Regions from separate parts of the Homo sapiens genome. Here region 1 is linked to region 2. Evidence: read pairs that join two places in POLR2A ChIA-PET (ENCODE). Cell type or tissue: PC-3. All regions are shown on one strand. Each heading gives the region's core, and the rest is flanking DNA. Links, peaks and the distances in the headings are about the cores only.

Evidence for each region. ChIA-PET counts read pairs that join two places held together with the same protein. Peaks named below come from ENCODE experiments on the same cell type or tissue, not always from the same donor. Only the 100,000 strongest peaks of a DNase experiment are listed, where the experiment ranks them.
Region 1: POLR2A ChIA-PET joins it to region 2 with 17 read pairs; 2 of 35 experiments call an interaction of 5 or more read pairs at or near these places.

What each region holds. Positions count from the first base shown.
Region 1 is chr19:14,674,065-14,680,484 of GRCh38, forward strand. It overlaps ADGRE3 (adhesion G protein-coupled receptor E3), which reads right to left and starts at 780. Exons shown (of 16, transcript NM_032571.5): 1 at 682-780. The coding sequence starts at 706. In PC-3, for the core only: no CTCF peak of the experiment used is centred there; no DNase peak of the experiment used is centred there; H3K27me3 peaks cover 2,698 bases.
Region 2 is chr19:14,479,078-14,487,485 of GRCh38, forward strand. GIPC1 (GIPC PDZ domain containing family member 1) reads right to left here. Exons shown (of 9, transcript NM_005716.4): 4 at 3,612-3,929; 5 at 1,516-1,701; 6 at 1,228-1,408; 7 at 335-447. The coding sequence starts at 3,899. Among named protein-coding and RNA genes, the nearest start is that of PTGER1, 7.9 kb to the left of the region's middle. RefSeq lists an enhancer at 871-1,465. In PC-3, for the core only: no CTCF peak of the experiment used is centred there; no DNase peak of the experiment used is centred there.

The DNA of each region.
Region 1 (6,420 bases), core at 1-5,000, 190 kb after region 2:
ACAGGAAAATGATAAAGGAGGGAGAAGAAAGAATAGCAAGAGAAAAAGGAAAAAAGTCAGGGCAGGGCTAGTTTGCAGAAGTTATCAAGAAGGAGAAGACATCAATTAGAAAACAAAACTTGCCAAGAGGAAGATGAACAACGTATTAGAGACCGGGTGCGGTGGCTCATGCCTGTAATCCTAGCACTTTGGCAGGCTGAGGCGGGTGGATCACCTGAGGTCAGGAGTTCGAGACCAGCCAGGGCAACATGGTGAAACCCCATCTCTACTAAAAATACAAAAATTAGCCAGGTGTGGTGATGTGTGCCTGTAATCCCAGCTACTCAGGAGGCTGAGGCAGGAGAATCACTTGAACCCGGGAGGCAGAGGTTTCAGTGAGTCAAGATTGCGCCACTGCACTCCAACCTGGGTGACAGAGTGAGATTCTGTCTCAAAAAACAAAACAAAACAAACAAACAAAACAAACAAAAAACCAAGCTACTAGATTGGATAGGAACATTTTAGGGATATTCGAGAGCATACTTTGAATAGGGTAGTCAGGAAGGAAACCACACTCCAAAGGGAAAAGGTGAGAGTGTTCAGAGCAGAAGAAAGAGGAGGAGAAAATAACCAATTGTTGAACCAAGTGGTCCCTGACTGGGGGATAGGTTAAGCCTCAGTCATTGTTACAGTCACACATACCTGGAAGAAGCAATGGTCCCTGCATTTCTGTGGTACGGGTATCCCACGCCAGCCAGCCCTGGAAGCTCTCTACTGTGCCGTAAGCCAACCACCTTTCCTAGCTCAAGAAATCCCATGAGAATTGAAGTATGTATCTTAGGTCAGCTGACTCATGAAATTGCTATCAGAAAAGCAAACTGCTTCCCCTCTTTCGCCATCAGACTCATGGTTCTGCTTTTCGTTTATTTGCTGTACCTTTTCTGCCTAGCTATTGTTGATCACCTTTGGGATGATTGAGTTGGTAAACCCTAACGAGGAAATGCCCTGAAAGTTACATCACATTGTCTGAGGATTAGGAAGTGCCTTTGGGGCCAAAATAAATCTTAAATAAGCCTGTGGCTTTGAGGTGAGTAAACCAGATTTTAGGGTGTCTGTGTTGGTATCTGAAGTTTCCAGAGGAGTCATTTTAACATATCTTTCTCTTCCCCCAGTAGATGATACTTACTGGTTATGATTGCTGAGCCATAAGAAGTTAAGAGTCCCAAAGTCTCATAGAAGGTAATACATTATTTGGTTATTTGGACCAACCCTAACCAGTCACAGGACTTGGGAGAAAAAGTCTGTAAATCTACCCTTCCTCCAGCAAATATTTATTTATTTATTTATGTGGGTCTTGCTCTGTTACCCAGGCTGGAGTGCCGTGGCACAATCATAGCTCACTGCAACCTCAAACTCCTGGGCTCCAGCGATCCTCCCACCTCAGTCCTCTGAATCGTTAGGACTACAGGTGCATGCCACCACGCCTGGCTAATTTTTTTTAGTTTTTATTTTTTTTTTTGAAGAGAGACAGGGCCTCGCTTTGTAGCCCAGGCTTGTCTTGAATTTCTGGGCTCAAGCAATCCTTCTGCCTCAGTCTCCCAGTGTTGAGATTACCGGTGTGAGCCACTGCACCCGGCTCCCCTGCTTAAAACTCTTCTGAAGCTCTTCATTAGACTTAAAACACCAGACTTCCTACTGAAGCAGTGTTGTTGTCTGGGGTTCATCCTCTCATGCCAAGTAAATCAAGGATGCGGATGCACAAGAAGTGAATTTAAGGCCGAGCACTGTGGCTCACCCTTGTAATCCCAGCACTTTGGGAGGCTGAGACGGGCGGATCACCTGAGGTCAGGAGTTCAAGACCAGCCAAGCCAACATGGTGAAACCCTGTCTGTACTAAAAATACAAAAATTAGCTGGGCATGGTGGCGCATGCCTGTAATCCCAGCTACTCGGAAGGCTGAAGCGGGAGAATTGTTTGAACCCGGGAGGCAGAGGTTGCCGTGAGCGAAGATTGCGCCAGTTCCTTCCAGCCTGGGTGACAGAGTGAGACTTCATCTAAAAAAAAAAAAAAAAAAGTGAGTTTCAGAGCAGAAGTTTAACAGGCAAGAGAAGAGAAAAAAGAGAAAAGCTCTATCCTGCAGAGAGAGAGGGGCTCCCAAGTGAGTCTTCTGGTCTCGTGGTGAAATACATGGGGTTTTATAGCCGAGCTTGAGGAGGAGCTGTCTGATTTACACAGGAACCGAGAGATTGGTCGGACTGGGTGTGCTGTTTGCATAGCACGCAAAGAAGCTGGCCGCCCCATCCTCATCTTTTACTATGCAGATGGGGTCTCTACCTGGCTGGCACTATGTTGCCTGCTTTTTTACTGCACACGTGGTGATAAAGAAAAGGGAACATGGTGAAACCCCGTCTCTACTAAAAATACAAAAAATTAGCCGGGCGCGGTGGCGGGCGCCTGTAGTCCCAGCTACTCGGGAGGCTGAGGCAGGAGAATGGCGTGAACCCGGAAGGCGGGGCTTGCAGTGACCCGAGATAGCGCCACTGCAGTCTGGCCTGGGCGAAAGAGCGAGACTCTGTCTCAAAAAAAAAAAAAAAAAAAAAAAAGGGAAGAGGGAACCTCCATGTTGAACATGCCTGCCCCCAGGAAGCCTTTTCCTATTGGCACAGCCGCTGCATTTACCTTTGCAAACTTCCAGCTTGCTTATTTATGTTTGTAGCTCGATTTTGCAGACTGCTCTTTGTCGTGGTGGTGATGATGATGATGGTGATAATAACGGTTGTGGTGGTGATGGTGGTAATCATGGTAGTGGCAGGAGTGATGGTGGAGCTATAGGTGGTGGTGGTGACGATGAAGGAAGGGATGATGGTGATGATGACGATGGTTGCGATGATGGTGAAGATGATGAAAGTGACGGTGATGGTAGTAGCGATGGTGATGGTTACATTATGGTGATATTTTCAGAGATGGTGGTGATGATGGTGATTGAAGGTGACAGCTGCAGTGAAGGTGATTGTTGTGGTGATGGTGACGAAGGCTGTGATAGCAGTGGTGATAATGATGGGGTGAAAATAGCAAAGGTGGTGGTTATATTGGTAGTGGAGGTAAAGACGAAAAGAAATGATTTTGGGGCTGCTTTTTGTTAACAGGGAAGCCTTACTGAGGACTCTCTTACCCTCACCAGTTGCCTGAATAATATCTTTTTAGCTCTTGTATCACTAGATACAACAGGAACAAAAAGGAACAAACAAACAGGCAAACAAACAAAAAAACCACTGCAAGAAAGTAGCCCTGGTGGCAACTGAAGACACGGTCATGGATTAAATCATTTAGGGAGAGATTATAGAGTGGAAAAAGAACCCTGAGTAATTCATTTAAAAACTCAGGCAATGTTAATTTGTGCAAAGGCAATAGAAAAAAATTAAAAAAAATAAAGGAATGGAGAGGCAGCTAATAGAGGAGACAGGACGAGAATGGCCAGAGAGATGAGGGGTGGGGGTGGGAAATGAATGGAGTATGGTATTATGGAGGTAAAGGAAAGAGATCACACTGAATTAAGACTGAAAGACACCCACAGGAGAGAGCTGCAAGGGGGTTGTTTGTATTCTTAGCATGAACAATTACAGTAGTGAAGGTGGTGGTGGTGGTGATGATGCTGATGCTGATGATAGCGGTTGTGGTGGTGGTTGTTATATATAAAGTTTCGGTGACGTGAAAGAAATAGCACTTGAATATAAAATTTTCCTTTTAATTCTCAGCAAGGCAAGTTACTTCAATATAGAAGGGTGTGCCCTTACAGATGGAACAGTGGCGAGCGCACATTCGGACATGGGAGGGGAAGGGGTTCTTATCCCTGACTCAGGTGGCCCCTGCTGCTGTGTCGTTCCCCTATTGGCTAGGATTAGACCGCGCAGGCTAAACTAATGCCGATTGGCTAATTTAAAGAGAATGACGGGGTGAGTGCTTTGGCGGGAGTCAGGGCAGAGCAGGTAGCAGGTAATCGGAATGAGTTAGGGTGGAGCAGGTGATCAGAATGAGTCAGGGTGGAGTAGGTAATCGAAAAAGCTGCTTTACGAGGAAGTTAAGTTTAAAAGTAGAAGGCAAAGAATTGAACATACTGACATATTAATTCTTTGAAAATAAATTTAGAACTCATATCTAACATGGTGATGATGATGATGATAATAACGGTTGTGGTGGTGATGATGATGGTGATAGAATGGTTGCAGTGGTGATGGTGGTCATCATGGTAGTGGCAGTAGCGATGGTGGTGGTAGAGGTCGTGGTGGTGATGACGGAAGTGATGATGGTGGTGATGATGATGGTTGCGATGGGGCTGAAGGTGACGAAAGTGACGACGGTGGTAGTAGCAATGGTGGTGGTAACATCACAGTGATGTTTTCAGAGATGGTGGTGATGATGGTGATTGATGGTGACAGTTGTAGTGAAGGTGACTGTTGTGATGGTGATGAAGGCTGTGATAGCAGTGGTGATGAAGATGGGAGTGAAAATAGTGGCGGTGGTGGTTATGTTGATAGTGGAGGTAAAGATGGTGGTGATGCCAATAATGGTAGGGAAGGTGGTGGAGGTTGTTGTTATAATGGTTCAAGCCAGAATTATGTGGATTGAGGAAAAAGCGCGAGGGGAAGAAGTGGAGACAGCAAGTGAAGTCACCTGTAAAGACAGTTGGAGAAAAAAGTATGAGCAAAGCAAGATGATCAAGAGACCTCCCTGGGTGTTTGGAGCATGGTGGAATTAGCTGGCTATTGGGATTGTCAAGGCCATGAACGTACGTAGTAGGTTTGTTGGGCTCTCAACATCCTACTGTCCCAGCATGCATGCAGTGAGGCTTCCTGATCTTTCTCCCTAGTGATCGTCTAGGGGTGGGGTTGTAGAGGCAAGAGTTGATCAAGAGAGACAGGTGGTGCTACCTAATGGTCAGGCCAAAGTGGTTCACATAGTTTGGATGTTGTTCCCTCTAACTCTCATCTTGAAATGTAATCCCCAGTGTTGGAGGTGCGGCCTGGTGGGAGGTGATTGGATTATGGGGGTGGATTTTTGATGGCTGGTTTAGTGCCATTTCCTCGGTGCTGTCCTCATGATAGTGAGTGAGTTCTCATGAGATCTGGTTGTTTAAAAGTGTGTGACTCCTCCCCTCTTCTCTCTTGCTCCTGCCCTCACCATGAGACACCTACTTTCCCTTCACCTTCTGCTATGATTGGAAGCTTCCCAGGCCTTCCCAGAAACCAAGCAGATGTCAGCTTCCTGTAAAGCCTGCGGAACCACGGGCCAGTTAAAACACTTCTTTATCAATTACCCAGCCTTGGATATTCCTTTGTAACAATGCAAGAATGGCTTAACTCAGTAGTTATGCTATTACAGAATGTTGGCTGCAGAGTCAGAATCCCTGGGTTCAAATCCTGGCTCTGCCACTGATTAGCTGTGTGACTTTGGGAAAGTTACTCAACCTCTCTTTTCTGCAGGCATCTCTGATCTGGGATAACTGCAATAGTCTCGTAACTCGTTGTCCTTCTGTCCCATCCTCCACCGTGCAGTCAGGACAGTTTTCTGAAAGATGATTCTGGGCCCATCACACCTCTGCCTCACAACCCTGTGAATATTTCACAGGCTAAATGCACTTACTTAGTAGGTGCATAAATCTCACCCCACTCTGGTCCCACTCCACTTCTCCAGCCTCATTTCCTACCCTTCTGCTTCAGCCTTTCCACCTTCCCTGATACATTTTCTGTTTCCCTAAACTCCACATTCTATTTGTAGCCTTTCATGCCTTTGTACATGTGATTCTCTCAACCTGGAATGCCCCCCCATTTTTTTTTTTTTTTGAGACAAAGTCTCACTCTGTCACCCAGGCTGGAGTACAGTGACATGATCTTGGCTCACTGCAATCTCCGCTCCCCGGGTTCAAGCAATTCTCCTGCCTTAGCCTCCTGAGTAACTGGGACTATAGGTACCCGCCACCATGCCTGGCTAATTTTTGTATTTTTAGTAGAGATGGAATTTCCTCACGTTGGTCAGGCTGGTCTCAAACTCCTGGTCTCAAGTGATCTGCCTGCCTTGGCCTCCCAAAGTGCTGGGATTACAGGTGTGACCCACTGTGCCCCACCTGGAATGCCCTTTCTTTTTCTTTCTTGCCACTCTACTCCTGGCCACGTCCTTCAAGTGGCATTCTTTTGCATGTCCTTCCATGATAAACTCTTGTGAAAGGAAAATAAAGTCTCAGGACTCCAATTCAGGAATAAAATTAAGCTGAAAGCGGAGTCAAGCAGACAGCTACAGATAAAAGGCCAGATATCTTCACAGGTAGCTACTGTATATTCATTTTATCTTACATAAAGTGCCGATTTACTGAGCACAAGGTGAATACATCATTGACTAGTCCCCCACCTGCTCCTTTTATCTCTGGCAACACATTGGTTCAGTAAT
Region 2 (8,408 bases), core at 1,813-6,812:
CTCATGCCTATAATCCCAGCACTTTGGGAGGCCAAGGAGGCTGGATCACCTGATGTCAGGAGTTCGAGACCAACTCCTGGCCTGGCCAACATGGTGAAACCCCATCTCTACTAAAAATACAAAAATCAGCTGGGCATGGTGGTGGGCACCTGTAATCCCAGCTACTTGGGAGGCTGAGGCAGGAGTATCGCTTGAACCTGGGAGGCAGAGGTTGCAGTGAGCCGAGATTGCACCACTGCACTCCAGCCTGGGTGACAAGAGTGAGACTCTGTCTCAAAAAAAAAAAAAAGAAAGGGAAGGGATGCCGGAGATAGGGTCCGGCTGGAGCACTCACCAGATCCTCCACCGTGGCGGGGCCCCGGGATCGGAGCCGCAGGGTCCCTCGGCCAGTGCCCAGTTGTGGGCCAGAGCCAGGGCGGCCACCCGCTGAACGCTGGCTGATCATGTCTGTGGGAGGCAGGAGAGGAGTGAGTGTGGGGGAAGCTTGGTTTTAGCACGTTCTGGGCAGGAACTTGTCCTTCCTGGCTTTCACCACCACCCCAAACTTCTCCAGGCTTCTGCAAGTTTCTGGGGGCTGGGGCCGGGGTGATCCCAGGAGGGCAGGAATCCTGACTCAGGCCTGGCATGGATGTGGGGCAGAGCAGGGGGAACAGCTGGGGGCCAGGAATAGGAAATGCTGGAGGGGAGACTGGAGGGGCCACTTCTGCTCCCAGGGGCTGGGGGACAGGAAGCAGGTGTACCCCAGCCTGAGTCTCCAGCTGCCTGAGTCCGTCTCCTCTTGGCCAAGGGGGTATGGCTGCTGGGCCACAGACCAGCCCTACCTGCCCAGGGAAGTGATTTAGTCCCCCACCCCCACCTCAGGGGCCTGGGGCCCATTCCTGAGAGTTAGTGAAGCCAGATGGAAAAGTGGGGGGGCTGGCACTGAGCAGTCAAGCCTGGCCTGTTGGGGATAGGGGGCTGGCCAGGGCTGAGGGCGCTTGGCTGGGCTAATGGCCCCTGGAAGCTAGGTGTGAGGGCAACTTCCTCCTCGCCCCCGCCCTTCTCCCAGGCTGGGCCAAGGGCCAGCACCCCGTCTGGGGTCGGGAGGAGCTGCAACCCCTTCCCTTTCTGCAACCCCTTCCCTTTCGGCAGGCCAGGCTTGGGCGCCACCTGCTGGCCGCTCCCGGCACCACCGCCTGCGCCCATGCGAGCAGCGCCACTGGGGAGGTCCAGGGGGCGGCTCCTCACCGAAGGCCTTGCGAGGCTCCGTGAGCTTCAGCGTGAAGGTACGGCCTCGGGGCAGCTCCTTGAGCAGCCGGGCCACCTCGTAGTGCCGGCAGCCCAGCAGGCTCTGCCCGTTAATGGCCTCGATCATGTCGCCCACGCTGATGAGGTGGATGTGGTCGATCACGCTGCCCTCCTTGATGCGCTGCGGGGGCGGGGAGTCATCAGCCCTTGGGGCTCTGCCCTGGTTTCCGGGGTCCCATGGCCCACCCTCACTCCCAGGCCTCCGGGGTGCCCCGTCTCCCCAGGCACCTTGATGAAGGCGTAGCCAGCCCCGTTGTCCGTGATGGTGAGCCCGAGTGCATCCTCCGACTTGAACACCTCCACCTCCTTGCGCTGCCCCTTCACGTGGGCGAAGATGAAGTCCTCCAGCCCGATCTGGCCCCCCAGGAGCTTGTCCATGTCCACTTTGTGGGTGTTCAGGGTGCAGAACATCACCTGCAGGGGTGGGAGACGCTGAAACCTCTTCCCCCTCCCTCCCCCTTTTCTAATCACCACTGGAGGGCGAAGGGAGAGAGCTGGGAGAGGACTAGGGGGATTCCATCCCAGTAACTCATCACCCACTGAGCCTGAGCCAGGGCCACAGCAGGGCCCACATTAGCGTGTCAGCTCTGCTAGGACTAGGATTTAGTTTTCCTTTCTCTTTTTGAGACAGGGTCTTGCTCTGTCACCCAGGCTGGAGTGCAGTGGTGCCATCATAGTCACTGCAGCCACAACCTCCCAGATTCCGGCAATCCTCCCACCTCAGCCTCCCAAGTAGCTGGAACTACAGGTGCTCGCCACCATGCCTGGCTAATTTTTGTATTTTTTGTGGAGATATGGGGTCTCACTATGTTGCACAGGCTGGTCTCCAACTCCTGGGCTCAAGTGATCCTCCTGTCTCAGTCTCCCGAGTAGCTGGGACCACAGACACGTGCCACCACACCCACATAGTTAAAATAATTTTTTTTAGAGATGGGAGCCTCATTATGTTGCCCAGGCTGGCCTGGAACTCCTGAGCTCCAGTGATCCCCCCATCTCAACCTCCCAAGTAGCTGGGACTATAGGTGTGCACCACTGTACCCAGCTAGGATTTCGGTCCTAGCAAAAATTCATTGCTGTGCCAGGTGCGGTGGCTCACGCCTGTAATCCCAGCACTTTGGGAGGCCGAGGTGGGCAGAACACGAGGTCAGGAGATCGAGACCAACCTGGCCAACATGGTGAAATCCTGTCTCTACTAAAAATACAAAAATTAGCTGGGTCTGGTGGCGGGCGCCTGTAATCCCAGCTACTCGGGAGGCTGAGGCAGGAAAATGGTTTGAACCCAGGAGGTGGAGGTTGCAGAGAGCCAAGATCGTGCCACTGCACTCCAGCCTGGTGACAGAGCAAGACTCCATCTCAAAAAAAAAAAAAAAAAAAAAAAAAAAATTCATTGCTGCTTTCAGGGAACGGAGCCTGGCACACAGTGAGTGCTCAGGAAATGCTTGTGGAGGACACAGAAACTCATCCCACTTAGGGAGACCCCTGCGTCTACTTCTTGCTCAAACCCACTATTGCCCTCCTTGACCCCCTCCCATCTATCCCCACAGTGCTTGGCACCAGGCAAGCCTGCCTCCCACAGCGTTGAGTTTCTCCAAGGCATCACGGAGAAGTGCATCTCGTATCTGGCCTCTAGCCTCCACCATCTCATGGGGCACTGGCCTCCCAATGCCTGACAGGAACTCAGCATCCAGCCCTGGCCATCAGCTCCCACAGTCTGTAGAGGTGCAGGCCTCTCAGTGTCTGATGGGAACTCAGCATTTAACTGTGGCCATCAGCTCCCCACAATCTACTGGGGTGCAGGCCTCCCAACGCCTGATGGGAACTCAGCGTCCAGCCCTGGTCGTCAGTTTTGCACAATCGACTGGGATGCAGGCCTCTCAATCCATCCATCCAATCAATCCATCCAGCCCTGGCCTCCCACAGTCCATTGGAGCTCAGGTCTCTCAGTGCCTGTTGGGAACTCAGCATCCACCCCTAGTCTTGCACAATCTACTGGGGGTACACCCCTCCTAATGCCTGATGGGATGTCAGCATGCAGCCCTGGCCATCAGCTCCCACAATCCACTGGGGCACAGGTCTCCCAGTGCCTGATGGGAACTCAGCATCCAGCCCTGGCCTCCAGTTCCCCACAATTCACAGGGGCACAAGCCTCCCAGTGCCTCATGGGGACTCAGCATCCAGCCCAGGCCATTGGCCCCCACCACTGAGTGGGGCCCAGGCTCAGCATCTGCAGCTTCAGCATCTGAGCCCCAGCTCATGAACAGGATGCAGGCCCAGACCTCTGGTCCACCATCAGGGACCCTGGTGCCCGGCTCCCCAGTGGATACCTCGGCAGTTGGCAGGCGGAAGGCCTCGGCGATCTTGCCATACAGCTCCTTGACGTTGGTGAAGCCCTCGATGCGGCCAGTGGGACTGCCATGGGCCAGCTGGGTGTGGAACACGAGGCGGGGCCGCAGGGCTGGGGGAGGGGGGGGCAAGCCCATTTGGGGGCCCCCCGACCCACCTCCGCCCAGAGGCCCTGGCTCCCCCACGCCCAGCCCTCCACGGCCTGGCTCAGCCTCCTCATTTTCCACTAGAGGGGGCGCCTTTTTCCGCCGCCCCAGTCCCAGCGGCATGAGCAGCGAGAAGTGGGGTCACCAGAAGATCTGCAGGACAGGAAGTGGGGCTCAGGGCCTGGGCAGAGGCCTTGGGTGCCCCTCCCACACTACTCGAACCATACAGGCCCAAGGAAATACTCAGAGAACAAATTGGCCTCGGTTGAAATCCTCATCTCTTGTATAGTGACAGGACACTTATATAAAAGTAATAATAGGGCTGGGTGCGGTGGCTCACGCCTGTAATCCCACCACTACGGAAGGCTGAGGTGGGCGGATCACTTGAGGTCAAAACTTTGAAACCAGCTTGGCCAACATGGTGAAACCCCACCTCTACTAAAAATATAAAAATTAGCCGGGTGTGGTGGTGTGCACCTGTAATCCCAGCTACTTGGGAGGCTGAGGCACAAGAATAGCTTGAACTGGAGAGGTGGAGGTTGCGGTGACCCAAGATCGCACCACTGCACTCTAGCCTGGGTGACAGACTAAGGCTCCGTCTATAAATAAAATAAAATAAAATAAAAAGCTCACACCTGTAATCCCAGCACTGTGGGAGGCTGAGACGGGAGGATCACTTGAGGTCAGGAGTTCGAGATGCCTGACCAACATGTCGAAATCCCATCCCTACCAAAAACACAAAAAAATTAGCCAGGCATGGTGGCGCATGTCTGTAATCTCAGTGATTCAAGAGGGTGAGGCATAAGAATTGCTTGAACCCAGGAGGCAGAGGTTGCAGTGAGCCAAGATCACACCACTGCACTCCACCCTGGGCAAAAGAGCAAGACTCTGTCTCAATAATAATAATAATAATAATAATAATAATAATAATAATAATAATAATAATACCAGCTAGGATTATTGCTTTGTGACCTTCCTTGTGTGTTTCATTTGTTGTTGTGACAGGGTCTTGCTCTGTCACTTAGACTGGAGTGCAGTGGTATAATTAAAGCTCACTGCAGCCTTGATCTCCCAGGCTCAAGGGATCCTCACACCTCAGTCTCTCAAATAGCTGGGCCCATAGGCACATGCCATGAAGCTCAGCTAACCTTTATTTTATTTTTTTGAGATGGAGTCTCACTCTGTCCCCTAGGCTGGATTGCAACGGTGTGATCTTGACTCACTGCAACCTCTGCCTCTCAGGTTCAAGTGATTCTTGAAGAAGAGACCCTGACTCTTTTTTTTTTTTTTTTTTTGAGACTGAGTCTCACTCCGTTGCCCAGGCTGGAGTGCAGTGGTGCAATCTCAGCTCACTCACTGCAATCTCTTGCCTCCCGGGTACAAGCGATTCTCTTGTCTCAGCCTCCCAAGAAGCTGGGATTACATGTCTGTGCCACCACACCGGGGTAATTTCTACATTTTTGGTAGAGATGGGGTTTCACCAAGTTGGCCAGGCTGGTCTTGAACTCCTGACCTCAAGTGATCCGCCCACCTCAGCCTCCCAAAGCGCTGGGATTAAAAGCGTGAACCACTGTGCCTAATGCTCAGCTGACGTTTTAAAACTTTTTGCAGGCCGGGTGCGGTGGCTCATGCCTGTAATCCCAGCACTTTGGGAGGCTGAGGCGGGTGGATCACGAGGTCAGGAATTCAAGACCAGCCTGGCCAACATAGTGAAACCCTGTCTCTACCAAAAAAACACAAAAATTAGCCGGGTGTGGTGGCATGTGCCTGTAGTCTTAGCTACTCAGGAGGCTGAGGCAGGAGAATTGCCTGAAACCTGGGAGGCGGAGGTTGCAGTGAGCTGAGACCGTGCCATTGCCTGGGTGACAGAATGACACTCCATCTCAAAAACAGAAAACAAAAAACAAAAAACAAAAAACACTTTTTGCAGAGATGAGGGGTCTCAATATGTTGCCCAGAGTGATCTCAAACTCCTAGACTCAAGCAATCCTCCTGCCTCGGCCTCTCAAAAGTGCTGGGAGTACAGGAATGAGCCATAGTGCCCGCCTGTAATCCCAGCACTTTGGGAGGCTGAGGTGGGCAGATCACCTGAGGTCACGAGTTGGAGATCAGCCTGGCCAACATGGTGAGACCCCGTCTCTACTAAAAATACAAAAATTAGCTGGCCGTGGTGGCGGGCGTCTGTAATCCCAGCTACTCGAGAGGTTGAGACGAGAGAATCGCTTGAACCTGGGAGGCAGAGATTGCAGTGAGCTGAGATTGCACCACTGCACTCCAGCCTGGGCAACAGAGCAAGACTCAGTCTCAAAAAAAAATAATAAAAATAAATAAATAAAAGAGTCAGGGTCTCTTATTGCTCTGTCCCCAGGCTGGAGTGCAGTGGGGTGATCACGATAATGGCTCACTGCAGCTTTAACCTCCTGGGCTCAAGCCATCCTCCATTCTCAGCCTCCCAAGTGGCTAGAACTACAGGCATGTACCATCACACCCGACTATTTTTTTTTTAAATTTTATTGTAGGCCTGGTGCGATGGCTCACATCTGTAATCCCAGCACTTTGGGAGGCTGTGAGCAGAACACTTGAGGTCAGGAGTTCGAGACCAGCCTGGCCAACATGGTGAAACCACATCTCTACTAAAAGTACAAAACTTAGCTGGGCATGGTGGCAGACGCCTGTAGTACCAGCTACTGGGTAGGCTGAGGCAGGAGAATTGCTTGAACCCAGGAGACGAAGGTTGGCAGTGAGCAGAGATCGTGCCAATGCACTCACTCCAGCCTGGGTGACAGAGATAGACTCCGTCTCAAAAAATAAATAAATAAATAAATAAACAAATATATATATATATATATAGAGAGAGAGAGAGAGAGAGAGAGAGAGAGAGAGAGAGACAGAGAGAGGGAGAGAGAGAGAAAGGAGTTCTTTTTTTTCTTTTTTTGAGACAGAGTCTCACTATGTCACCCAGGCTGGAGTACAGTGGCGCGATCTCGGCTCACTGCAAGCTCCACCTCCAGGGTTCACGCCATTCTCCTGTCTCAGGCTCCGGAGTAGCTGGGACTACAAGTGCCCGCCACCATGCCCAGCTAATTTTTTGTATTTTTAGTAGAGACGAGGTTTCACCACGTTAGCAAGGATGGTCTCGATCTCCTGACTTCATGATCCGCCTGCCTCGGCCTCCCAAAGTGCTGGGATTACAGGCGTGAGCCACTGCGCCTGGCAAGGAGGTGATCTTTCTCTGTTGCCCAGGCTGGTCTGGAACTCCTGGCTTCAAGGAGCTTTTGGCCTCCCAAAGCTCTGGCATGACAGGTATGGGCCACCGTGCCCGGCCTGTGACCTTCCTTAACCCTCACACCACACTGTAACACAGGGATCACGTTATGCTACAATTATGCCCATTGAACAGATGAGAAAATGGAGGCTGAAAGCGACTACGCTTCTATTTTCCTCTCAGCCACAGTCACTAACACTGTGTGCAAAAAATTTCTGACTCTCCCCCTTTGGACCAAACAGGTGGATGGCACTTCCTGGCCTCCTTGTGACTGGGCAGATAAATGATTATTTCTGGCAAATAGGTTGTGAGAGGAAGTGGCACATGACATTTCTGGGCTGAGGCATTTAAGTGCTGGAGCCTCCAGAGATCTATCTTTCCCAGGCAGGGTGATGAGCCACATTTGATATGGTGGCGACTCTATGAGGCCGGGCCCTGAATGACTACGGTGAATGGTGCCCCCTGCTGAGCCGCAATGGAAGTGTAGCAGGAAGAAAAAGCAAATCTTTGCTGAATTCAGCCACTAAGACTTTTGGGGTTGTTTTCTACACCACATACATTTTTTTTCTGTTTCTTTCTTGCTTTCTTTCTTTCTTTTTTTTTTTTTTTTTGAGACAGAGTCTTGCTCTGTCACCCAAGCAGCAGTGCAGTGGTGCGATCTCAGCTCACTGCAACCTCCGCCTCCTGGGTTCAAGCGATTCACCTGCCTCAACCTCCCAAGTAGCTGTGACTACAGAAGACTCCTGACCTCAAGTGATCCACCCGCCTCAGCCTCTTGAAGTGCTGGGATTACAGGCATGAGCCACCGCGCCCGGCCCGCTTCTTTATTTCTCTCTTTCTCCATTCTCCCCTCCCTTCAAACAATTTTTTTTTTCTTTTTAGTACTTACTGTATTCTGTGCACCATTTTAGATACTGTCTTCAATAAAAAAAGCAAGATCCCTGACTAGGGCCACCATGTTCAGTTACACAAGTTGTGTACTGTGCAAAATTACTAGACCAAGGTGGCAAGTAGGACTGAAATTCGGTCTGTGCACTGCCTGCCAAGCTATATTTCTTGGTGTGGTGTCTGCCAGGAGGAAGAGATGCCTTTCTTTTTTTCTTTTTTTTCTTTCTTTCTTTTTTTTTTTTTGAGACAGAGTCTGTTCTGTGTTGCCCAGGCTGGAGTGCAGTGGTGCAATCTTGGCTCACTGCAAGCTCCGCCTCCCAGGTTCCAGCAATTCTCCTGCCTCAGCCTCCCAGGTAGCTGGGACTACAGGTGCACGCCACCATGCCCGGCTAATTTTTTTTGTGTTTTTAGTAGAGACGGAGTTTCACTACGTTGGCCAGGCTGGTCTCGAACTCCTGACCTCGTGATTCGCTCGCCTC